Regions from separate parts of the Homo sapiens genome. Here all the other regions are linked to region 3. The links are chromatin loops, found by intact Hi-C in ENCODE. Cell type or tissue: Caco-2. All regions are shown on one strand. Each heading gives the region's core, and the rest is flanking DNA. Links, peaks and the distances in the headings are about the cores only.

Region 1 (8,033 bases), core at 1,045-6,044, 170 kb after region 3:
TCTAACTTCCAAGCTGTCCTTTTTCATTCCTGGGCATAGGCCAAACTAACTTTGGGAGGAACTCAGTTTATAGTTTAGCTTTGAAACAAAGACAGCAATAGTCCTTTGCCAAAACAAACCTTACTGCCTATGGACTAGACCACTTAAAATCACAAGATTAGAAGTTATGGTTATCTTACTAAATTCAAGATATAGCTATTTTCATGAAACCTATATTAATGTCTTATTTATTAAAAATTACATAAGCAAAGATCATTCTGTCTTGGTTGGGTTTATAGTTTTATAACCCTATGCCAAATTTTGAAACCTTATAGTATTTGTCAGGAATAAGTGTGAAATTGCTTGATTAATAAATGCAAACAAAAATGTATACTGGCAATTCTTAAGACATTTCTAATATTACTTTAGCAATAATTTTAAAGCTAGCTTATTTATTAAAGATTTTACTTGTTACGTAAACATGAAAAAGCATTTGACTAGTCTTTTCTTTTTTTCCTGATAAAGTATTTGATTCAAGCACTTTTATATTCTTAAGCCAATTAATTAGAGCTCTTTTATATATTTTCAGTAGTGAAACACTGTGTATACAACACATAAATACATAGATGTATTAGGCATGTCAATAGAAGTACATCTTATAGGGTCATAAAGACCCTTTTTTCTCCTATCTTAGACTTTCAAATTGATGATAACCTGTTTCACAAGCCTAGGCAGTTGTCAGCTAAATAGCCTTAAATTTGCAAATTAAAGGAAACAACTCAGGTGAAAATCAAATAGCAAAATTTACATCATAAGGTACGGAGAGAAAAAGTATGATGTGCTAGAGGGAAATTAAAACTGATTTAATTGCCAACTAAAATTATAAAAATGATAGAAATTATAAAGGCCTTTTAAATATATATACACACATATACACACACATACAAAGATCCTATAGCTTCTACTTCAGAACTTTAGCCATGAGATAAATACAAATTCACCACTTTGCAAAAAAACCTGTTGGATCCAAACAGTGGTTTTTATCTTAATTAAAAAAAACCAGCAGATTTAAAGCATGCAGAAAAGAAAGTAGAAAGAAAGAGAACTTGAGAACTCTGTAGTTTTAAGGTCAACCTTAAGATTCTTTTTCCTTAATGCAAATGTGCACATAGACCATATTCTTTCCATTTTACATCTATAAAACCTATGGAGTGCTCAAAAGGGGGGGTCATTCTCCTTGTTTTCTCCTCATTCTTAGATTATTTGTTATCTACTTTGTCTTAAAAGGAGAAGCTGAGATATGACCTAGGGTTTTTGTGTGGTGGATCTGTGTCTGCTGCTTGTGGGCAGGACAACACAGTGTATCACCACTGAGTCGTTTCCACCCTTTTACGTGTTTCAGTTTCTCTCTCCCGAGGTCTGTGACCTCTGAGAGGGCTCAGAATGCCAGCTGATTAGCCCTTATATGCGTTTCCTGGATGAGCTATTTTTTAAAACAGTAATTTTTGTTGGGAATTTCCCTGTAGGGCTGCTGCATGTCACAGGGGGGTCAACCCCCCAGACACTCCCATGAGGTCCCTGGTCACCCAGGGGCACCTTTTGGCTGGGAGGAGAAAAATGCCCTTTCTCTTCCGAGCTGAGAAAACTGTCTCTCATTTACCGATGAAAACAACTGTTCTGTTCCTCATGCAAATGCACACAGACAAGCCAAAATGAAATTAATTTGGGGAGAAAAAGCAATAGGGAAGACCCTTTAGAATGTATCTTCGAACTAGAATTAAGATCCTTAAACAACTTCCTAGGAGAAAAGAAAAAAAACAACAGCCAAGACCACTTCCTGTAAACTGTGCTCAGCCACCCCTAAATTTGTAGCTCTCGTATGCTATTACACACACCAAACTCAAATCCTCTCACAGTACAAGGTAATCTCTGGTATCCCTAAAGAGGTCGGGTTATGCAATACAGGAAAACAGAACTTTAGACCTAAGAAGAATCTGCCCATGACTCTTGAAACTCCAAAGAAAGCAGAACTCCCCCAAAGGGGTGAGTGGGGCATTTGTTCTGATTCATTTAAAGGGGTTCGAATCATTAGAAGCCTTCTCTAAATTTTTTGGTACTGCAGATGGCAAACGGGGAAGGCGGTATAGGGTGGAAGAAAAGTAAACGAAAGAACATTTGTTGTTTTTTAAGACAGGAAGCAAATACAGAAACCAAGTGCATTTTTTTCCCTCTTTTGCAGCTGCAAGGAGTTTTAGCCAAATTAGAGAGGATTTGTTACTCATAATTTGGAATTCTCACTCGGATTTGACCAAGTCAGGTAGAGTTAGTCAAATCTGATGGGAGAAAGACCGGAACAAACAATAAAAATACCCCCAACAATATGATCACTGAGCGCTGTAATGGTAAGGGGAAATTAAGACCAGCTGGTTGTTAAACTTTAGCCAAGACAAAACCCCAATTCTGCTACTTACCTAGGGATGGGTCTCAGGCTAAAGGCTGCTTTCTACCATCCTAGAAGCAGGAAAAAAACCTCAAACTCGTCCTCCCTGCCGGGAGCAAGCTCAAACTCCATAAAGGAGTTACCTGCCTTCCATCATTATGGAAGCTGAAAAGCTTGCCTTTCTTGTTGGAAGCAAGTAAAAATCCAAAAAAAAGGGGTTATACAGCAAAATAAACTTTTGATTTCAATCAAATTTTGGGAGATCAGGGATTTTCTGGAGTAAGTGCTCCCAGACCTCAGCAAATTGTCCTATTGGTTTGAGCCATAAAGTTAGCTCATGCTGGTACCAAGCACTGATAGCAGATTTGTCAAAGGTCAGGGGTACCTCCACCCGGAATCCCTCCATCGTTACCAAAATGTGAAACCCGAATATCTGAGATAGGTCTCAGTTAATTTAGAAAGTTTATTTTGTCAAGGTTGAGGACGTGCACCTGTGACACAGCCTCAGCAGGTCCTGACGACATGTCCAAGGTGGTCAGAGCACAATTTTTTTTTATACATTTTAGAGAGACATGAGACATCAATCAACATATGTAAGATGAACATTGGTTCGGTCTGGAAGGGCGGGACAACTCGAAGAAAACGGGGGACAACTCGAAGTGGGGAGGGAGCTTCCTGGCCATAGGTAGACAAGAGACAAATGGTTGCATTCTTTTGAGCTTCTGATTAGCCTCTCCAAAGGAGGCAATTAGATATGCATTTATAATAAAATGGGAGACAGGTTTTTCCCAGTTCCCAGCTTAACTTTTCCCTTTAGCATAGTGATTTTGGGGCCCCAAGATTTATTTTCCTTTCACAATATGATTAGGTTAATAGTGATTTGTCTTATAACCTTTCAGGAACCCCTTTACTGAAAATGAGAATATTGTGAATAAATTATCATTTACATGCTCCCATTGTGGAATGTGATCATAATTTTAGCAAAGGGCTTGCTGATTACTGGACTGAGAATCACCAAAGAAGTGAGATAAAATGTGTGGAAGGGTTTGGAAGGCCTCTGCAAAGAGCAGGGAGAAGGGAGTGGAGAAAGATAAGGCAAAAGCACACAGAAATGAAAAAGAGTACAGTAGGTCCTCTGTACCTGATGGTTCCATATCAGCAGATTCAACCTACTGCAGATCAAAAGTATTTGAAAAAAATAATGAGAAATAAAAATAAAATCCTAAGACCCCCAACTGACTGAACAGACCTCCTCTTGGCTAAGGGGAATCCCAGAGAAACCTGAAAAGTGGAGTTCCTGGCCATGAAAGGATAGGAGGTAAGACATGCCTCAATAGGCCTTTTTCTTATTAATTTTTAACCCAAATTCTTTCCTAAAGAGTAAGCAGAAATCAGTGGTGGAAAATCAGAAATGGACGACTCATTCCTTTATCATCCTTAGCCAAGTATCTGGGGCAGTGACCAGATTTTCCTTCCCGTTTGTGGTTTCAACACAGCAACTGACCAGCATTCCTTCCTGATAAGAGGCCACCGATCATGGAGTGGTTCCGGCCGGTCTACAAATGACGTACAGTGAGGGTTTTCACGTCCTCTGCTTCACCTTTTGACATCAGAAGGCTGAGAACTCCACCCTCTGATCATGCTAACACACCATTTTTTGTACATGTGACCCATGAAGAGGCATGAAATTCGATTGGATATATGCATGCTTCTTTCATAAATATTCATAAATCCTCCTACAGCTTATTAAATATGTATACTTACACAACCCATCCAGCACAAATTCCTTTCTTATCCTTCCCTCCCTCAAAGTGTTTGCTCTCAGCTTTTACTGGAAGCTACGCATCCCAGCCTGTGGCATGGCCAGCCTGCAGGCTGCAACCCTTTATGAGAAATACAGCTCTCCTTTCCAAATTTATAAACCTTGTGGTTCTTCAGTTGACAATAACAATACAACAGTAAAAAAAATCCAAATAAAATATAGTATAACAATTATTTACATAGCATTTATAATGTATTAAGTGTTATAAGTAATCTAGAGATAATTCAAACTATATGGGAGGATGTGTGTAAGTTATATGCAAATATTGCACCATTTTATGTAGAAGACTTGAGCATCCACAGATTTTGGTATTCTCTTGGAGTGCTGGAACCAATCCCCTGTGGATATGGAGGGATGGACAACTATATTATGAAGTGTGGGTATGACTGAGAACCAAATGACATTGCCTCAGTATCAGTGGTCAGTTGCCTGAAGAGTCTTGAGCCCCTCAAGCTGAGCCAGTGGGAAGAACAATTTTGTGGGGCCTATGCCTGTTAAAACTGCTCTTTCAGACTAGATAGTTCTAGCAGAATCTTAGTGGTCCCCAGCCTGTTTGGAAATGCCTGGAACTTTTTCAACAAAAGCAGAGACTCTTCCTTGATGGTGGAGAAGCACAAAGGGGAGCCAGGAAAAAGCACACATTTTGCTCAAGAAAGCTTTGGAGAAACAAAAATTGTAGAGAGAAAGTAAATGAACACTACAGAATCAAAACAAAAACAAAATCACTATTTATGAAGAAAAACTGGAAGGAAATACAGTTGATATGGTGATGGGATTTGAGCTATCCTTTATTCCAAATTTTCTGCGATGTGATTATATTGTAAGTTTTTCATTTTAAGAGAAAGTAATTCCGGCAGTTTGGTGTGTGTGTGTGTGTGTAATGGGGTAGCGGGTGGTGAGCAAGCCCTGGACTTGTAGTCAGGGGCTCTAGGTTAAACTTTAGCTCTGTTACCAGCTGCTCACTTCTGAGCTAGTTATTTAACTCCTCTCTGCCTTGGTTTCCTTATGTTGAAAGCTGAAATCAACATAAATTCCGTTCCTGTGTTTAACAATACTGAGACCAGGCATATGTTCCTGTTCCCATGTTAAAAAATACTGAGAACAAACAAAAATAACTTAAGCTACTTGCTCTAGGAAATAATAGTTCCTAGAAGATAAGACTGTTAACTAACTAAAATAACTCACCTATGAAGACTAACAGCTTACTCATAAAGACTCGTTCAAGTCTTTCCTGTGCCCACCAATCCAAAGCTAGTATGTCGTAAACTCGGCCCAGTCCTAGTTTTGCACCTTGTAAAACTCACCTTAAAATCACCCAGCTCAGGCCCTAAAACTCTATAAAGATACTTCCAACTTACCCCTTCTGAGACACTACTAAGACTGTCAAGATGGTGTTCTTCCTTACCGCAGTGAGTCTGATCAGGATACCCCTCAACTGCTTTGCATGGTACTGTAACAGGTTCTCCTGGCAGGTTTTTTGAGGACTTGACAATATGTAAAAGAGGATGGTTGGACTCTATACTCTCAGAAGTCCCTTTTATTTCTCACTTTCTCAAATTCGTGTTGGTGACATTTTCTTCTTGTTGGCTGTCTTTCTGACATGGATTCAGTCACTTTTACAAACTATTTTTTCAGGCTTTGTTATTTTTCTTTTTCCTTCCTTAATTTGAAAGTGCAGTCTAAGCTGGGCATTTCAGAGGAACAGCCACTGGTAGGTTCCAGCTGCAATTAAGAAGCTGAAAGATGGATAGTGGTGATGGTTGTGCAACCATGTGAATGTATTTAATGCTACAGAACTGTACAATTAAAATGGTAAAAATGATAAATTTTGTTATGTATATTTTACCAGAATTTTTTTTCTTATTAATACAGTATTTGTTTGTCTTTTCTCTGTCAAAACCTGAGCCAACCACGTTCCCCAGGCTGCCTGAGGAGGTATAGGAAAAGGAACACACAGGGCTGACCACACGTGGGAGAAAGAACTATGGGAGGTGGAGATGGCTCCTTCACATGGCAGAGAGGATGAGAAAGGCCACCATCAGGCAAAAGCACCCCATGGCGTCTCAGAGGGCAAAGCCCAGAGTGGCGTAGGAGAAGAGCTGTTGCTTCAGAGAAGGGTTCCTGGCATAACCAATGATGAGGCTCCCAAACACAGTCCCAATCTGAGCCGCAGAGCCAGCCACCCCAACTGCGGCAGCCCCAGCTCCAGTGAACTTGGCTGTTGTGTCGATGTCCCTTGAAATGGTGCTGGTTTGGAAGCTGCGGCTAGAGACAAGTGAGGTAAGGGGACGTGAGACTGCCAAGCTGCTGAGGCTCTCATCTGTCAGTATCTCCGGTCATTTCAGCACCACTGCAGATAGCTGACGGCTCAGCAGCTGTGAGGTGCTCTTGACCAATGAGGGAGAGGAGACGAGCTTGGAGCAGGCGAACGTTTTCCGGGGCTGAGGGGCTGTAGCAGGAGAGCTGCTCCCACTGCAGAGAAGACAGTACCAGAATTTTTTTAAAAGAAGAAGCTAAAGGCAATTTCCTCTTTCCAATATTTACACTGGCACCATAGGATGCCAGCAAAGGGCTGCTGGAAACTGTTCCTCTTCTAGGTTAAAAGACATATACACGAAATGTACAGGTCTAGAGCTTGTTAGAGTAAGGAGGTGCTCAGTGTCCAGCCTCCTCCTCCTCCTTTCTCCTTCTTCTCCGGGGAAGAGTAGGAGAGGCAACACTTTCTTTCCTATTCCTATTTAGCTGGATTTCAAACCTAAGAGTATAAAGACAGAGTGGGTAAATACCCAGAACCTGGTTCAGGAACGTCTTGGTTCAGTACACCCCTCTATTCTGACCCAATTTTTGCACTGGTGGATTGGGGTACAATGACAAGAAGGGTAACGTTATGGTTAGACCAATGTTAAGTTTAGGGAGAAGGTGGATGTAACTTGAGGAGAGGCAGACGTGGTTAGAAATGGCAGACACAAGCAGTATATCTGAGTATCAATTTTTCTTTGGCAGCGAAAGCATAAGGAATACACAGGTTATTTTATGTACATATAAGCTCGATAAATCTGGCATTTCTAGCTCTCACCAAAAGGTCCATCCAGTGTCAGCTATATGATTTGTGGGGCCCAGTGCAAAATGAAAAGGCAAGGTCCTTTGTTCAAAAAGCAGTGAAAAAATGCTGTTTAAAAAAGCAGTGAAAAAAGCTTTAAAATATAAAGCTTTTCCCTTTCGTCCATGGTCTCTCTCTTTGGACTTTCATGGTGTTTTCTATCTGTGATTTAATGTAGTTCTAAGTGAAGAAAAATTAAAATCTTAAATTATTAGAATGAATTTTACCATTCATTTTTGTACTGTGCAATGACAGTTTTAAATGCAAATATAAGAGTATTTAAGTCATATGTGGAATAATCAAATACGCGATTTGTCTTTTGTAGTTTGTATGTGTGTATGTGTTTCATTCTTATCAGAACAGTGGGAATGCTGCAGAAAAGAACCATTTTTATTCTACTTCTTGATGTACACACATTCTACCAACACTCTCTACCTTCAGCTTACTGATGAGTAAGGAAGAGTTGAAAGGAAAGGAAAAGGTTTGCAAAGACAGGGCAACCTTTTCCTTTCCTTCTATGTTATCATTTTCTGTGGAAGTGGTTGGTTAACATGGAGGAGTAATATGAGTAAGAAAGTATATGATAGAGTTCCTTGGTCATTCGTGTTTCGGAGAATGTCATTGCTTTCTTTCTGTGTTCAAAGCAAATTCTAGTTTGTATGGAAAACATGATCTCTCAGGACTGTCAGCAA
Region 2 (8,033 bases), core at 1,045-6,044, 140 kb before region 3:
ACAAGTTATGTATATGGCAAAGGTTGTACACTAAGAATTTTTTTTTTTTTCAAGACTGAGTCTCGCTCTTGTTGCCCAGGCTGGAGTGCAGTGGTGTGATCTCGGCTCACTGCAACCTCTGCCTCCCAGGTTCAAGTGATTCTCCTGCCTCAGCCTCCCGAGTAGCTAGGATTACAGGCGCCCGCCACCACGCCTGGCTAATTTTTGTATTTTTAGTAGTGATAGGGTTTCACCATGTTGGCCAGGTTAGTCTCAAACTTCTGACCTCAAGTGATCCGCCCGCCTTGGCCTCCCAAAGTGCTGGGATTACAGGTGTGAGCCACCGTGCCTGGCCAATAACTTTTATTTTTAAATGAACAAACTATACTTCTTTTAAATAACAGAAAATTAACTGAATTTTCTTCAGATTTTATATGTACACAAATTTATTCAAAATTATTTTAGTGGCTTGAAGATTAGTTGTCATAGACGAAAAGTTATCGGAGTGACAATTTCAAATGTATTTCTAAGACAGTAGCATCTGAATAGTTTATTTTCTCATATAGCATTCAAAGTTTAAAATCTGTTCTATACTGTAACATCCCAATCCAGGATTTGTTTTATACAAAAATCTGACCACCTAAATGTTTTTTAACAGATATAAAAATGATACTGTATTTACAGTTAAAAAGAAAAAAAAAAAAACCCCAAACTCCAAACCCTGTCATTATCTTTACAGTCAATTATATTTTGTTTGCAGATCCAGGAGTTTATATCAACTCTTTTAAAACCCTTCTTCTATTTATCTCTATTTTAGTTTGTGCAGAAGAGTTAATATAGCAGGCCTAAACTACTATCTCATAAAAGGCTTGAAAGGCCTACTAAGGTTGGCCCTTGAGAGGTTTATCTGGGAACTTGGATTTCAGGACGGTCCTCTACATTCCTGACTGAAAAGACTGACTCACTGTGTCTAAACTGTTTGTGCTAACAATGTGATTTAGGCTGAACACCTGCTTTCTTTCTGGGAGTCTGGAATTTGGTTAAGTGCCAAGTGGAAGATGCCTATGTGACCAGCCCCCAATAAAAACCCAGGGCAGAGTCTCTAATAAGCTTCCCTGGTTGGCACCATTTCACATGTGTTGTCACAACTCATTGCTGGGGAGACCCTTGAAAGCTTGTGCCTGGTTTCCCCTGGACTTCAGCTAATGTATCTTTTCCTTTTGCTGATTTCTCTTTATATCCTTTAGCTATAATAAATCATAGCTGTGAATATGACTATATGCTGAGTCCTTTGAGTTTTCTTAGTGAATCATCAAGCCTGGGGGTGGTCTTGGGGATCCCTGACACACAGTTTGCAAAACTAAAATCAACTAAACATTTTGATACTGTGAGTCAAAAGAGATGTTTACTTTGCTGAAAGAACAAATAGCAATTTATATCATCACACATAAAAAGAAAAAATCAAAATAGATTATATAAGACTAGCTATGAAAATATGAGCAAATCTTCAAATAGATTAAAATGCTACAGTACAGATATTTATTGCTTGGTATGAGACAAACATATTTTCCCTTAAGCAGCAAGTTTGCTGGTAAGTAGTAATCAGTTCCACTCTATCAGTATAAATAAATTTCACAAACACTCCCTTCCCCAGGCATAAATACTAGACCAAAAAAAAATAATAATAAAAAAAGAGCTTTCAGTTTATCGCCTTTGTGAGCTACAAAAACACAAACTGCTAATATTATTTTAAAATATACAAAAAAATTAAAGATATAAAAGGTAAAAATATTAAAGATAAAAAATTTAAAAGATACAAAAAAATTATTTTAAAAGATACACATCATGTCGGATGTGTTTTAAATCAATATTTAATTATTGTAAAAGTCTCCCCGTGGTATATGTAATCGCTCTGTAATAAGGTAATTAAAATTCCTTGGCCAGCCAATTTAGGATTTACAGCTTAACTCAAGTACCAGATACTACTAAAGACAAGCCCAAATGTGTCACTTAGAAATAAATATTTAACTTGTGGGGATAACCCAACTCAGCCTGTCTTCAAAACTGAACCTGTATTTAAAATATGTTTCAGCAAATTGCTACAGACAGGTTCAAATTTAAGTGTAATCCCAAAGTAATGGATGTGCAAATATATGCAGATGTCTACAAAACTACTGTGTGTGTTGGGACAATGATGATATAGCCTTTATGTTGTATTACCCCCATTTTAAAGGTCAATCATCTCTTGACCTGCCCGGTCAGAACTCACATCTGCAAAAGTGAATGTCTAGAGGTGGGACCTGGGTACCTGCTTGTTTAACAAGTTTTATACCGGATTTTCTAACCTAAAATTTGAAATTTACTAATCTAATCTTTTCCATATCTAAAATTCTGGTTTTGTGAGTCTCTGTTTTTAAGCATGCTTTAAACTTATAAACCATTTGTGATTAAGTAGATATCAACTATTATTATTATTATTATTTTATTTTTAGAGACAGAGTCTTGCTCTGTAACCCAGGCTGGAGTGCAGTGGTGCTATCTTGGCTCACTGCAACCTCTGCTTTCTGGGTTCAAGTGATTCTCCTGCCTCAGCCTCCCGAGTAGCTGGGATTACAGGTGTGTGCCACCACACCCGGCTAATTTTTGTATTTTTAGTAGAGACGGGGTTTTGCCATGTTGGCCAGGCTGGTCTCAAACTCCTGACCTCAAGTGATCCACCTACCTTAGCCTCCCAAACTGCTGGGATTACAGGTGTAAGCCACCAAGTCCGGCTTATTATTTTTGAGACAGGGTCTCACTTTGTTGCCCACACTGGAGTACAGTGGCATGATCTTGGTTCACTGCAATTTCTGCCTCTGTGGCTCAAGTAATTCTCCCACCTCAGCCTCCCAAGTAGCTGGGACTACAGGTGTGTGCCACCATGCTTGGCTAATTTTTAAAATTTTTTCGTAGAGATGAGGTCTCACTCTATTGCCCAGGCTGGTCTCAAACCCCTAGGTGATCCTCCTGCCTTGGCCTCCCAAACTGCTGGGATTATAGGCGTAAGCCACTGAGCCCAGCCATCAACTAGTTCTAAGGATTTTCTAACATGATAAACAACATTCTCGGGCCATATAATTTCATGACTTCAGTTTAGGAAGAAAAAAAGGAGTGTTGGTTATACATAGTCTGTGGCAAAGACAGATATGGACACCATATTAAGAAACTCACTCATGATCCAAATATGCTGTTTTGTCTAGCCTTTTCTCCACCAAAATGATAAATGCTGCTTCTAAGTAGCCAACAAACAACAAAACTAACTGACCTAATTTTATTTTATTTTTTTGCCTTTCATTGTCTACACTGTATGGGTGTCATGTTACAAAAACTGTAAAAAGGATCCAGATAACCCATAACCTGAGCAATGAGCCCCTAAATACCAGGGGTAATTACATCTGTTGCCAGAAACATGAGGGCAATTCTGGAGTAGCTTAGTCTACGTAGCAGCTATAGAAGCAATCTCTCACCTAGCCAGTAGGTGGAACTATACACAAGTGCATTGGCTTTGTTTTTTGCTCCACATGACTTTAAATCTTAGAGTAATCGATATTTTTGGTTTGTTTGAAACCCAGGAGATAAGGAGGATGCAAAAAACTGTGCAAGGCCAATTGTTGAGGTGAATTTACAAAACAATGATACAAAAGAACAATTTTCTATTTCTAGTTTGCTTCTGGCCCTTTTGAGAAATAACTAAGTTATTTTAACTGAATTTATAATCTACTTTCAGGTCCCTAGAGCTAATAAAACAATTCTAAATTCAGAAATCTGTCAGTTAAAATTCATGTTCAATCAGGGAAAACTGAGTATCAACTGATCATGACATGATATTAAGGAATTATTGTTGATTTTGTTAGGTATAATAATAATATGATCATTTAAAAAATCCTTATCTGTTAGAAATACAAACAAGAGTATTTATAGGTGAAATTATAGTGCTTTAGAAATCTCCAGGGGAGAAAAAGACATCAGGAGGAACAGAATAGGAATGGCAAAATGTTTTGATAACTATTGAAGCTTGGTGACCAGTATGCTGGGGTTTATTATACTATTCTCTCTTTTCATTTGAAATTTTCCACAATTACACTGTTAAAAAAGAAAACAAAACAAAAGAAAACATAAGGCCATGTTCTAGTGATTTGGGTTAACACTGGGATCAGGTCACTGGAAAATATCCAATTTAACCAGGTCTCATCTCGATATACAGCCAACCATGAATTATTTCCATCACAACATACAAAATTAGTTACATAAAATCCCACACAGACTACTTCAACAATGAGGGACTAAAACTATCCTGTTAAAGCCACTGGAAATAATACTTTATAGTTAAAAAGCACTTCACCACTTACAAAGGGAAGTCACATACAGTTTCTCATCTAGTTCTCATAATCTTAGGAAGATTCTGAAGGTAAGCAAACTGAGGCTCAGGGAACTTATAAAACTTGGCCAACCTCACATAATTAGTAAAAGTGACAGAGCTGGGATGTTAACCCAGGTTTTATGAAACCAAAGATCCTTTTTTCTCTACTACACTGTCACTAAGTCCCCTTTGATACAATTAGCATACATGGTGAAATTTAGGTGAATTTTTAAAATTTGCTTTCTGTGATCATTACTTTATATAGTATGTAAAACTTGCTTTTTAGGAGGCTGGGCGTGGTGGCTCACACCTGTAATTCCAGAACTTTGGGAGGCTGAGGAGGGTTGATCACTTGAGGCCAGGGGTGTGAGACCAGCCTGGCCAACATGATGAAACACCGTCTCTTCAAAAAATACAAAAATTAGCCAGGCGTGGTGGCATGCGCCTGTAGTCCCAGCTACATGGGAAGCTGAGGCAAAGAATCGCTTGAACCCAGGAGGTGGAGGCTGAAGTGAGCCAAGATGGCGCCACTGCACTCCAGCCTGGGCGACAGAGTGAGACTGTTAAAAACAAAAACAACAACAACAAAAAACAAACCCAACTTGTTCTTAGTTTTCTCAGAAAATAAACATACAGACAGAAATATATTTCTTGAATAAAGAATAAAATTAAACCAGATAAGTAATTTTAAAAGAATTATAATATCTTGGCCGGGCACAGTGGCTCATGCCTGTAATCCCAGCACTTTGGGAGGCCGAGGCAAGCAGATCACCTGAGGTCAGGAGTTCGAGACCAGCCTGGCCAACATGGTGAAACCCTGTCTCTACTAAAAATACAAAAATTAGCCAGGCGTGGTGACCTGTGCCTGGGAGGCTGAGGGAGGAGAATCGCTTGAACCTGGGAGACGGAGGTTGCAGTGAGCCAAGATCGCGCCGCTGCACGCCAGCCTGGACAACAGAGCAAGACTCTGTCTCAAAAAAAAAAAAAAAACAAAAGAATTACAATATCTTAAAATTAGAAGGGATGTTAGAGGCCATCTCTAGTCCAAAATTAAAACCTTATCTTCAGGCCCCTTGGAAGGATCCAGCTTCAACTTGAGTGCTTCTAGTGAGAAACTACATAGTCTGTGAGACAGGCTGCTTCATTCATGGAGTAAGTTTAATCATCAAAAAGGTCTTCTTTAGTTAGAGGTGACGTCTGCCACTTGTTGATTCTAGTTACAGCCTCTGATGCCACACTGAATAAGCATATAGTCTTATATATGACAATCTTTCAAATAACTGTGGACATTGATTATGTTCTATCTATGGGCTTCTGCTTTGGGGACTCTTCCAGCAGAATAATGAAACGAATACATTCGTGGATAACCAAAGCCTCCCAGTCTTTTCAACAGCTCTTCTAGGCCAGTGGTCTTCAACCTAGGATTTGGGTATCTCTGGGAATACCCAAAGTCCTTCCAGGAGACACATGAACTAGGATATTTTTAAGGCAATCAATTTCCATATCTTCATTTTCCATAATTTTGTCTGTTTGTAAACAAGTCTGTGGTCTGCGGTTTTTCTTTTACATCTCCACAACTACAATCACCCATCTCCACATCTCCAGTTACCCATCCAAAAGGCAAACTACTCCTCCAACCCAAAAAGCCTAACTTCAAAGAGATGGCTGGGAAATGCACAGCCCCTGAGGGAGGGAGAGACCTTTGAAAGCAAAACAAAGAGAGTTTGAGAAAAAAAGGGAGGTTCCACCTTACTTTATCCAGGCAATATATTCATGGTAAGCTGTTTAAGAATTCAAAATCAATACTAAGATGAGTGTCACAGGGATGTCCATTTAACACTTTAATTTTGTTTGAAAAATGAAGTCAGATTTTTTTTTTCCCTGACAGAAAATGAGTCTGATTTGGCTGAGTGATTTGACAATAAGGACTAGCATTGCCATGTAGGTCACATAGCAGACATTTTCCATACAGTGAATGAGATAAACAGGCAATTCTACAGTTGTGTAGAAAATATATTTAAGGCTGGGCGTGGTGGCTCATGCCTGTAATCCCAGCACTTTGGGAGGCCGAGGCGGGCAGATCACAAGGTCAGGAGTTCGAGACCAGCCTGGCCAACTTGGTGAAACCTATCTCTACTAAATAATACAAAAATTAGCCGGGCATGGTGGCACGTGCCTGTAGTCCCAGCTATTCGGGAGGCTGAGGCAGGAGAATTGCTTGAACCCAGGGGGCGGAGGTTGCAGTGAGCCGAGATTGCGCCACTGCACTCCAGCCTGGGTGACAGAGTGAGACTCTGTTCAAAAAAACAAACAAACAAAACATATTTAAAAGAATATTCAAGATACTGAGAATTATATTCTCACAATAAAAGTTTTTATATATCAACCTAAAAAATATGTGAAGGGGTACATACGTTTTTCAAAATTCTTTTTTTTTTTTTTTTTTTTTTGAGGCAGGGTCTTGTTCTGTTGCCCAGGCTAGAGTACAGTGGTGCAATCATGGCTCACTAAAGCCTTGACTTCCCAGGCTCAGGTGATTCTCCAACCTCAGCCTCCCAAGTAACTGGGACTACAGGCGTGTGCCACCATGCCCACCTAGTTTTTGTATTTTTTGTAGAGACAGGGTTTCGCCATGTTGCCCACGCTGGTCTTGAACTCCTGAGCTCAAGCAATCCGCCTGCCTTGGCCTCCCAAGGTGCTGGGATTATTGGCATGAGCCACCACGCCTGGCCTCAAAATTCTTTTAGCAGGTTTGCCAGAAAAGATTTTGAAGGCTGTGTCTCTATGACACAATTTTCAGGCTCCTTTCCATTCTGGTTATCCTATTCTGCAGACATTCCAGTGTCCTGCTTACTATGAATGGTCCAGGGTGAACGGGAGGAGTATGACTTTGTTCTGAATACTATATACTCCTAATTAATGTAGCATAACCTTCCATTCAGCGCTTTTTAAGCTGTTGCAAACAACAACTAAAATGTTTACATCTTTTTTCACATAATCACAACTAAATTCACACTGATCTTGCACTTACTCATATTTGAATGAAGGAGTTAACATTAACTGGTCTTAAATTTCACCTTCTTTGTTTCAGCTCCTTTGCTACAAACTTGTAAAAATATTTTTGAATTTTGATGTAGACAGCCAATATGTTAGCTAGCCCTTTGTAGGGGGCAACTTGTGAAATGCCTCCCAGTGATCCTCACCTCCTGATATTCAGGCCCTGGTATAATCCCATCCCCCTTGTGTATAGGCTGGATCTAGTGACTCATTTCTAACTGCAGAAGTGATGGTGTGTAATTTTGGAGATTAGGTTACGAGACTGTGACTTCTGTCTTGCTCATACTCTCACTTGTCCTCTTGCTTGCTCTGATGAAGCCAGCTGCCATGCTGGAAGCTGCTCTATGGAGAGGCCCAACGGACAAGGAACCAAGGGAGGCTTGGGCCAACAGCTCTTAAGGAATTGTGGCTCTCAGTCCAGTAGCCTGTGAGGAAGGTAAGACTGCCAACAATCATGTGAGTGAGCTTGGAAGCAGATCCACATTGTAGTGGAGCCTCAAAATGACTTCAGCTCTGGCCAACAGCTTTATTATCACCTTGTGAGAGACCCAGAGCCAGAGGACCCTGCTAAGTTGGAACACACATTCCTGATGCACAG
Region 3 (8,033 bases), core at 983-5,982:
TATACTAAGACAATTTACTAGAGAAACCTTCAACCTTTACTCAGATTGAGGAACACTATTATTACATTCTTTAACAATAAGGCTAGCTTGAATTCATTATTTCACATAATGGCATTTTATAATTGGCACTGACCAAGTCAGATTTTGTAGGATATGAATGAGATTTCACAGTTCATAGTAGTTAAGGTAGCCATAGAGTACCTATCACCTCAAAATTAGCTTGCTGCCCCTCTTTATGCAGCTCTGAAACAGTCAGAAAAGATGAATTTTTTTCTCCCAGGGGTGTTTCCTGAAAAATATTCTATCAATTACAAATCAGCAGAATATGGACTGTGTTAATGTGATTCTGACCATTTCTTTTTGATATCCAAAGAGATCACATCATCACCCTTCCAGACTTTAAGGAATCAGAACTAGTTACCAAAACTGATTCAGAGATGGCTATTTTACATCTTCACAATATAATTAACATTTTAATCTCACATTTTCCAATTATGACTTTGTTAGTTCATTTACATCAGCTATAACTAAGATGCAACAAACATCATTCACCCACACATACAGTCATTTGGAGGCTTTTGGGAAACACCTAATTTATCTTCACTGGGTGCTCCTAAGAATGAGGAAACCAAGGAGATTTTTGATGCATTTTTCTCTCTAGAACTGTGCTATTCACATGTGGCTACTGGGCACCTGAAACGTGGCTGGTCCGACTGGGAAACTGAATTTTGAATTGTATTTAATTTTAATTAATTAAAATTTAAATTTAGAAAAAGGTACTTGATTCGGTTATTGGAAAACTTTTATGTATATTGGGAACAACTTGGGTATGTGAATATACTTTTGCAAACGCAAATTTTATGAAACCTAAATACAGATTAAGTATTTCTGATTTTCATCAGAAATGTAGCTTAGTGTCAGAATTGAGATGTGCTATTAGTGTAAAATACACATTGGGATTTCAAAGACTTAGCATAAAAGATGTAAAATATTTCATTAATATTTTTTCATATTGATTACATGTTGAAATGTTAAGTTTGGATCTACAGGGTTAAATAAAATATTTTATTAAAATTAATTGCACCTGTATGTTTTTATTAAATGTGGCTACTAGAAAATTTTAAATTACAAATGTGGCTCATAATATATCTTTTGGACAGTGCTGTTCTAGAACACTTCCACAAGCACTTTAACAGGACACATTTGGATACTTTCCTTTTAAGTCTGGCTGGTCATGTAACAATAGGGCAAGGAGTAACATGTCCTCACATCAATTGGGTCTGAGTAAAGTGTGTAGCAAGCTCTACCCACAATTTCACCATGTGAGGCAACACTGTAATACCTCAATATGGAAAGAAAAGGAAACAAATTAGCACTCAAATTGAAATTGAGTACTGCAGACAACTTAAAAGAGATAGGGCCAACTGCTTTAAGGTCTTGGTTTCATTTCCCAACTGTGGACCTTAAAATAGACAATAAAGCACCGCTTCCAAAAAAAAAAAAAAAAAAAAAAAGAGGTAAGATATTTCAATGTTAGCTCTAGCGATCCTTATTAAGCAAAAATTTGCTCTTAAATCTTATCTCCTCAACTTCTAAAGCCGCAGAATACACGCTGTGTTAGGAAATCAACTTCAGATTGCCAGCATTTCCTTCACAAGCAAATTAGCAGGATTGTGCACTTGGAGTACTGTTTGACAAGAATGAAAAGGAAACTATTCAAAATAGATTTAAGGAATGGACAATTAGATGAGGAACTGCAGATTTAATTCTCAATCAGCACTGTGATTAATCTGATTCCCTGCTTTTCCCCAGCGTAATTATACAACACAGATGAAAGGATGAGCATTTGGACTGTCAGTTCTATATTCTAGACCAGCCCGGTGACTCAAAGCAGACGGCTCTACCACGCTAACCACCATCCCAACAACAGTCGAGGGGAGTCTCGAGCACTGATTGAACAGTCATTGCATAACAAGGCATTAAAAATTCGAATGCCCCCAACTCTTTCCACGTTCGTGTACACCAGGAGGGAATTTGCTGAAACTGAAAGCACCCCGTCTTAAATGACCCCCTCCAATCCGAGCATGGGGTGTACACAAAGGCATCTGTCTAATATCCCGCACAATAGACACACACCCCACAATTAAAACCCTGGACTCTCTCACCACACAAGCAAAGGAAATGCAAGCTGCTCTGTTTCAAAAATGGTCTATGGTACATGCAAGGTAACAATAACCCCAACTGAAGCAACTATAAAATCGGCTGTGCCACGTCCCTGTGCAACCGTCAGATAAAATGCAGGCAGCCGGCCCCACGCCTTACGGGGTGGCCAACCTCGGCTCGGTGGCCTCAATGGACCGCTGAGAACCCCCAGGCCCCCGCCTGGCAGGAGCTCCAGGTACACGTCTATAAATACTCCAGGATGAGAAGGACGAGAGGGGAAGAGGGGAAGGAGGGAGGGCAGGGGGCAGGCCCCGAGCGGGTGCGGGAAGACCGGGGCATCACTGAAATGCATTTTTCCACACTCCCGCTCCCTCGCGTGGAGACTCACTTTCCGATCACCTCGCACAGCTCGTACACATCCTCGAACAGCACGTCGTCGTCGGCCATGGTCCGGAGGGGATAGCGGCCGCAGCGTGGAGGGCTTCGAAAACGGGGGTGGGGGCGCCCAAGAGCTCAGTGCCCAGCCCCGGGATCGCCTCCTCCCCTCAGGACCCGCGAGCCCTCGGTGCCGAGGACGCTCGAGTGGGGCCGCGAGGCCCAGAGACTGCGGCGCCTTCCTCTGCAGGCGACCGCCCCGGCGCGGGCGGCGGGGCCGGGGCGCGGGAGCGAGGGCGGCCCGGGCCCGGCGCCGCCCGCCCGCCCGCTGCTTCTCGCGCTGCTCGGGCCGCGCTGCCCGGCGTGCGGATCCTCGGGGACCGCGCGGCGTCGCGCTCTCCGCTCGTCAGCCCGCGCGGGCCGCGAGGCCGCGACCGCTCCCTCTGTCCGAGGCCGGCTCCGTCGCGTCGCGGAGCAGCTCGGGCTACAGAGGGGGCCGCGGCAGGACCATGGAGCGAGGATCGCCGCGGAGGGAGGTGGCGGCGGCGGCGGATCGGCGCTGGGGACCAGGAGGCGGCGGCAGAGACGCTCCCTCCTCTTTCTCCTCCTCCCGCAGCCGCCACCGCCCGCCCGGGAGTGGGAGGGGGCTTCGCGGGACCGGCGCTCTGTGCGGGCGGGAGCCGCGGCCGCCGCCTTCTGCTCCGCCCCTACGCCTCAGCAGCCGACCGGCTCGCCAGCCCCGCTCACCCGCCTCGCGCAGACACGCCCTCCTCCCCCGTCGGCGGCGCGGCTTCCAGAACCACAGGCTCCGCCCACTCCAACCGGTCGGGAGGCGGTGGCCCAGGGAAAGGGGAGCGGGCCGAGCGGCGCATGCGCGGGGCGCCGGCCGCGTCACGGCGAACGGGCGGGCACCGGGATTCTAGAGGGCGCGGGGGGTTGAGTGGGGCGCGCCGGCTGCAGCTGCCGAGGCGGGGCTGGTTGGGGTCGTCGCCTCCGCGCCTAGCCGCGACCAAGCCGCGAAAGGGGCTGGAGACAAAAGGTCCACGGCTGCACGCTCGTTGTCCGGCAAGAGGCACGAAACTCTGGCCGCTCCCCTTTCCTTCTTTTGTAATCGCAGGGAGCCTTTCCCAGTTTTTTGCTGGGAAAAGAGGCAGGGAAAGGGTGCTAATGAATGAGAAAGCTAAAAGAGAGGTGGAGAGAGGTTGTCACTGAATCCGTGCTTGGCAGCGGATGCTTTTAGTGCTACCCTGTCATTCCTTAATGAAGATGAGGGCTGGGGGTAAGGGGAGGTCGTCCAAGAAAAGGACTAAACAAAAACTGCCTAGGAAGGTGTGCGACAGCAAACGGTCATCTATAGAGACAGCTTCTCCCACGTTCTGCCCCAAACTCAACAAATATCTATCCAGCGCCTACCCTCACTAGAGACCAACCTAGAGAGAAGCTAGGAAGGCAGGGACAAACCGTGACTTTAAGCTCATTTGTATATTGTCCTCAAACTCCCAGGACCTACTCTGCTCTCTATACTCCCTATAAATGTTAGACTTGTCAGGAACAGAATGCAACTAGAGGGAGTGCAGGCACAGGAGCAGCCAGGGAGTGAGGTTCTGGGTGTTGCCGCTGTGCTAGGTTGCATTCAATATGAAGATTTCTGTTCAACTGAGCATGTGCGGAATGAGCCAGCGCCATCAGACAGGTATATGCCTCAGTTGAAGACCAATAGTGTCTTTGTTCCTCCGCACAGCAAAAGTGCCCAATTAGTTCATAAGTCAGTTTCCAGAAATCGTCTGGTAAATTTCTCAGTGCAGTATTTTTTTTAAAAAAAGTATTTATTAATACCAAAGTGGAGGGGGTGATGTGGAGACTCACAGCCTATTTTCTCTTCAGAAACGTTTCGTGCAAACCCTTGACCACTCCCTCAAAAGGCTGAGAGATTTGCCTGCTAAGGATTTGGGTACTAAACCTTTTTTTTTTTTTTAAATGCAGATCAGAGGACAAGTGTAATTGCACACGGTTTTCCTCCTTTCTCAAAGAGCTTGTGCATTCTCTAGAGACGGGGGCTTCAGAACTTGAGAAACATTGCCTCCTTTAAGGGTCCAAGAGTTACTCACCACAAGTTGGCATGTCCAGCTCATGTCTAATGAATAAGGCGTCACTCCATTCTGCCCTGAAGTGCACAGGGACCCTCTCAAGTCACCTTGTCAGCTTCACTTCTTTTCCCCAGCCCAAGACTGAGCTATACCAAGCCTTGTCGACTTCATTTTGGGGTTTGTTGTCTTCTACAGGGACCTATGCTCAGAGGTAGAAAAGGACAATCATAAAGTAAAACAGAAAAGAAAGTGCAGGTGAAAAAAAGAGAGACAGACGATTGCAAAAATAAGTAAGTGCTCTGCTCATAGGATCACAGTTGGTTTGGATCTGGAAAGAGACTCCCTCACTTACAGATGGAAGAATGTGGTGGTTGCTCTCCCAAAAGCCATCCCACCCCTCTCCCCCACCATGGGGTAGCAGCTCTGGACTTGAGGTGAGATTGTAACCATCTTTACTGGAGAGGTGGGCTCTGATTAATTAAACTAACACATGCAGCCCCCTTGCCACAGCGATAAGCCTAATTTAATCAGCTCTTGGCACTCCCTGGTCACAAGCTTTGAGTGGTTTGAGGTCTGCCAATCAGCACAAAGCTGAGGACTTTTTCTCCTGATCTGTACTTAGATCTCCCAGTTCCCAGTGTAATATTTAGTCATATAGAAATTCTCTGCAATACACATCCCTCAGAAGTTGTACCATGTATGATGGTTAGAAGTAGATCCTCTCTGCTTCGGGGACTAAAATAAGCAAACCTTTTAAATTAATTTTTCTCTGGGTGTCTTCCAAAAATCCAATACTGTTCCAACAAATAAGCCCATGTATTAGTGAGTCAGGTGTCAATAATTTGGTTCTGTTTTCGTTTCCACAAAGAAAATGTTAAAGTAAGTGCATCTATTAGATTGTGTTCAGATGTTAGCAACTGAATATTCAACTAACAGTGGTTTAAACAAATGCAAGGGGGCGGGGTGCTCTTTTCCATGTAGCAAGGAGATGTGTGGTTATTAACATTGATCAGCTATTCAAGTGCGTCATCAGTGACCTAGGTTTATTCGTTCCACTCTGCCATTCTTGTAATGTTAGCATCTCATCCTCAGGCTTGTTGCCTCATCATTATGAGATGGCTGCTGCAATTTCAGACATTAAAGGGAGGAAGCAGGAGGGCAGTAAGGACAGGAGAGGCCTTTCTGCTCCGTCTCTCATCTATTAGGGAAAGAAAATATCTTTTTCTCATCTCACGGGCCAGGACAGAGTCACAGGCAGCAACACTTACCTGCAAGGGAAGCTGGGGACACGGATATTTGTCTTCTCCTGCCTCCTCTTGGGAGGTAGACAAGGGAGAAGTAGGGGGAAAATGGGCTTTGGTAGCAGGCTGGAGTGCAGTGGCACGATCTTGGCTCACTGTAACCTCCACCTCCTGGGTTCAAGCGATTCTTCCACCTCAGCCTCCCAAGTAGCTGGGATTACAGGCACCTGACACCATGCCCAGCTAATTTTTGTATTTTTAGTATAGGCGGGGTTTCACCATGTTGGCCAGGCTGGTCTTGAACTCCTGACCTCAAGTGATCCGCCCTTCTCGGCCTCCCAAACTGCTGGGATTACAGGCTTGAGCCACTGTACCCGGCCGATTTCTAATGCTAGGAAAATTACCAATAAAACAGTTCTACGTCTTCATCATAATGTAGCTATACCTCTAGTATATAATTGATAGGCCTTAAAAAATTCAGAAACATCTAAAACCCCACAAGGATGGAGTTGGTGCTAAACAAATTTGATTCTCAGATGTCAGTGCAAATTTTCAGTGACTTCGAGGTCTTGGACTTTCCTCACAACTGCACTAGACATTCTCAGGTTGTCGGGCTCCCACATCATTTCAGCATGACACAGACATACAAGGGAAAAACACACTCCAGAGAAATATTAGCATGAGGGCCACACACAGAGGTCAGTGTGGCACGGGGCTAATTTAGGCAATTTAGAGTTCAGCCTCACTCCATAGTATGATTGTTTAAGGATATAAATTATTACTGAATTAATGAATAAAATTAAGAATGACACTGTTCTCAACTGGAATAGTTATTGCCTCACGGTATAAACAGGATGTTCTAAGCTAAAATGAAAGACACCCTTCCTCTCTCCAGAAAAAGCTACATATATTAGACTTATACTCTGATATCATTTTGCAAGTTATTTATTTTATATTTATTCAATGAATGTCTGTGTTAGCCATGGGGGCTATAGCTGCAAATGGTTCCCGCCCTCTCTGAACTTCATTCTAAAAGAAAACAAGTTGTCGGCAAGTAATTACATTGAAGAGTGATGTTTGTTAGGATTTAGGAAGTATGGGGAACACATATTGAGAGGACTTATGGGTTGGGGAAGGCCCAGTTGAAAAAATGTTTAGAACAAGACTATAGAAATTATAGAAATTAATCAGGTGAAGGGAGTAGGGGCCAGTTGATTATCGGTAGAGAAAACAACATTTCTGAAGTCTTGGAGGTGAGCAAGCATATGCTCTTTTAGAAGAAGAATATGCTGTTTTGGAGAAGTAGGTCACGGCTAGATCATAGCCTATAGGAAGAAAGAGGCCAGAGGGAGTTAGAGAAATAGGCAGGGGCCAGACACTGAAAGGCATCAATTACCATTTTAAAGAGTTCACTCACTGAAAGATTACAGATTTCAGTGGTACTAGAGTCTTATGTGTAGACTGAGTTACCCTGAAACCCCAAGCATGAACAGAATTCTACTTTTAAGTAATTATTCCCTTTGCACTGGGTGCATGTTGTTCTCTCCCTTGCTTTTAAAAATCCAGATACTCCTGTAGTAAATATGAAATCCTTTAAATGGTTTCAGCAGACACTGTAGGTGCTCCATTCAAATTCCCTCGGATCCCCTTTCCCATTTCTGTGTGCCTCACTCCAGCTTCAGTGTATTTTTGCTTCCAAAGTTCATACCTGTGACTCCAAAGGACTTCCCACAAGCTACTGGAATCATTTTGCCCACGCGGAAGTGCCTGGGAGTTTAGGTTGATTAGCTGTTAGCCAATGACCCATAGTGCAAGAATATGAAAGCCTTGACTGGGGAAGAGGGGACAACTCTGAGGGGTTACTTACAGTCCAGAGGTCCTCTGTGGGATCAGGCTGAAGGTACCCTTCCCAGGACTTTGCCTGAAATCCGACCCTTGTTTGGTTCCCTTTCCTACTTCTCTCATTACCTACCAAGTTTCTCCTGGGCGCACTTCCTTACTAAATCACTTGCTCATGAATACCCTATCAGGATCAGCTTTTGAGGAATCCATCCTAAGACAATGGCGTTTCTCCAAGTGATAACTGCCTCAGAATCACCTGGAAGCTTATGAAAAGTGTTAAAAATGTTGATTCCTGGGCCCCACCCAAGACATACTGAACCTGAAT

The links. A loop is a pair of places that touch in the nucleus more often than their neighbours do. Peaks named below come from ENCODE experiments on the same cell type or tissue, not always from the same donor. Only the 100,000 strongest peaks of a DNase experiment are listed, where the experiment ranks them.
Region 1: a loop joins it to region 3, with 10 times the contacts of the local background. A loop is called at or near these places in 5 of 110 quality-filtered maps.
Region 2: it touches region 3 in a loop (4-fold over the local background); 18 of 110 quality-filtered maps call a loop at or near these places.

What each region holds. Positions count from the first base shown.
Region 1 is chrX:42,092,504-42,100,536 of GRCh38, forward strand. It overlaps the pseudogene ATP5MC2P4. Among named protein-coding and RNA genes, the nearest start is that of CASK, 170 kb to the left of the region's middle. In Caco-2, for the core only: no CTCF peak of the experiment used is centred there; a DNase peak (open chromatin) is centred at 3,958.
Region 2 is chrX:41,778,197-41,786,229 of GRCh38, forward strand. All of the region lies in intron 3 of CASK (calcium/calmodulin dependent serine protein kinase), which reads right to left. Among named protein-coding and RNA genes, the nearest start is that of GPR82, 58 kb to the left of the region's middle. In Caco-2, for the core only: a CTCF peak has its summit at 3,496 (motif pointing right); no DNase peak of the experiment used is centred there.
Region 3 is chrX:41,920,379-41,928,411 of GRCh38, forward strand. CASK (calcium/calmodulin dependent serine protein kinase) reads right to left here and starts at 3,176. Exons shown (of 27, transcript NM_001367721.1): 1 at 2,552-3,176. The coding sequence starts at 2,610. RefSeq lists silencers at 2,631-2,680, 2,951-3,530. In Caco-2, for the core only: no CTCF peak of the experiment used is centred there; DNase peaks (open chromatin) are centred at 2,633, 3,313 and 4,163; H3K4me3 peaks cover 3,813 bases.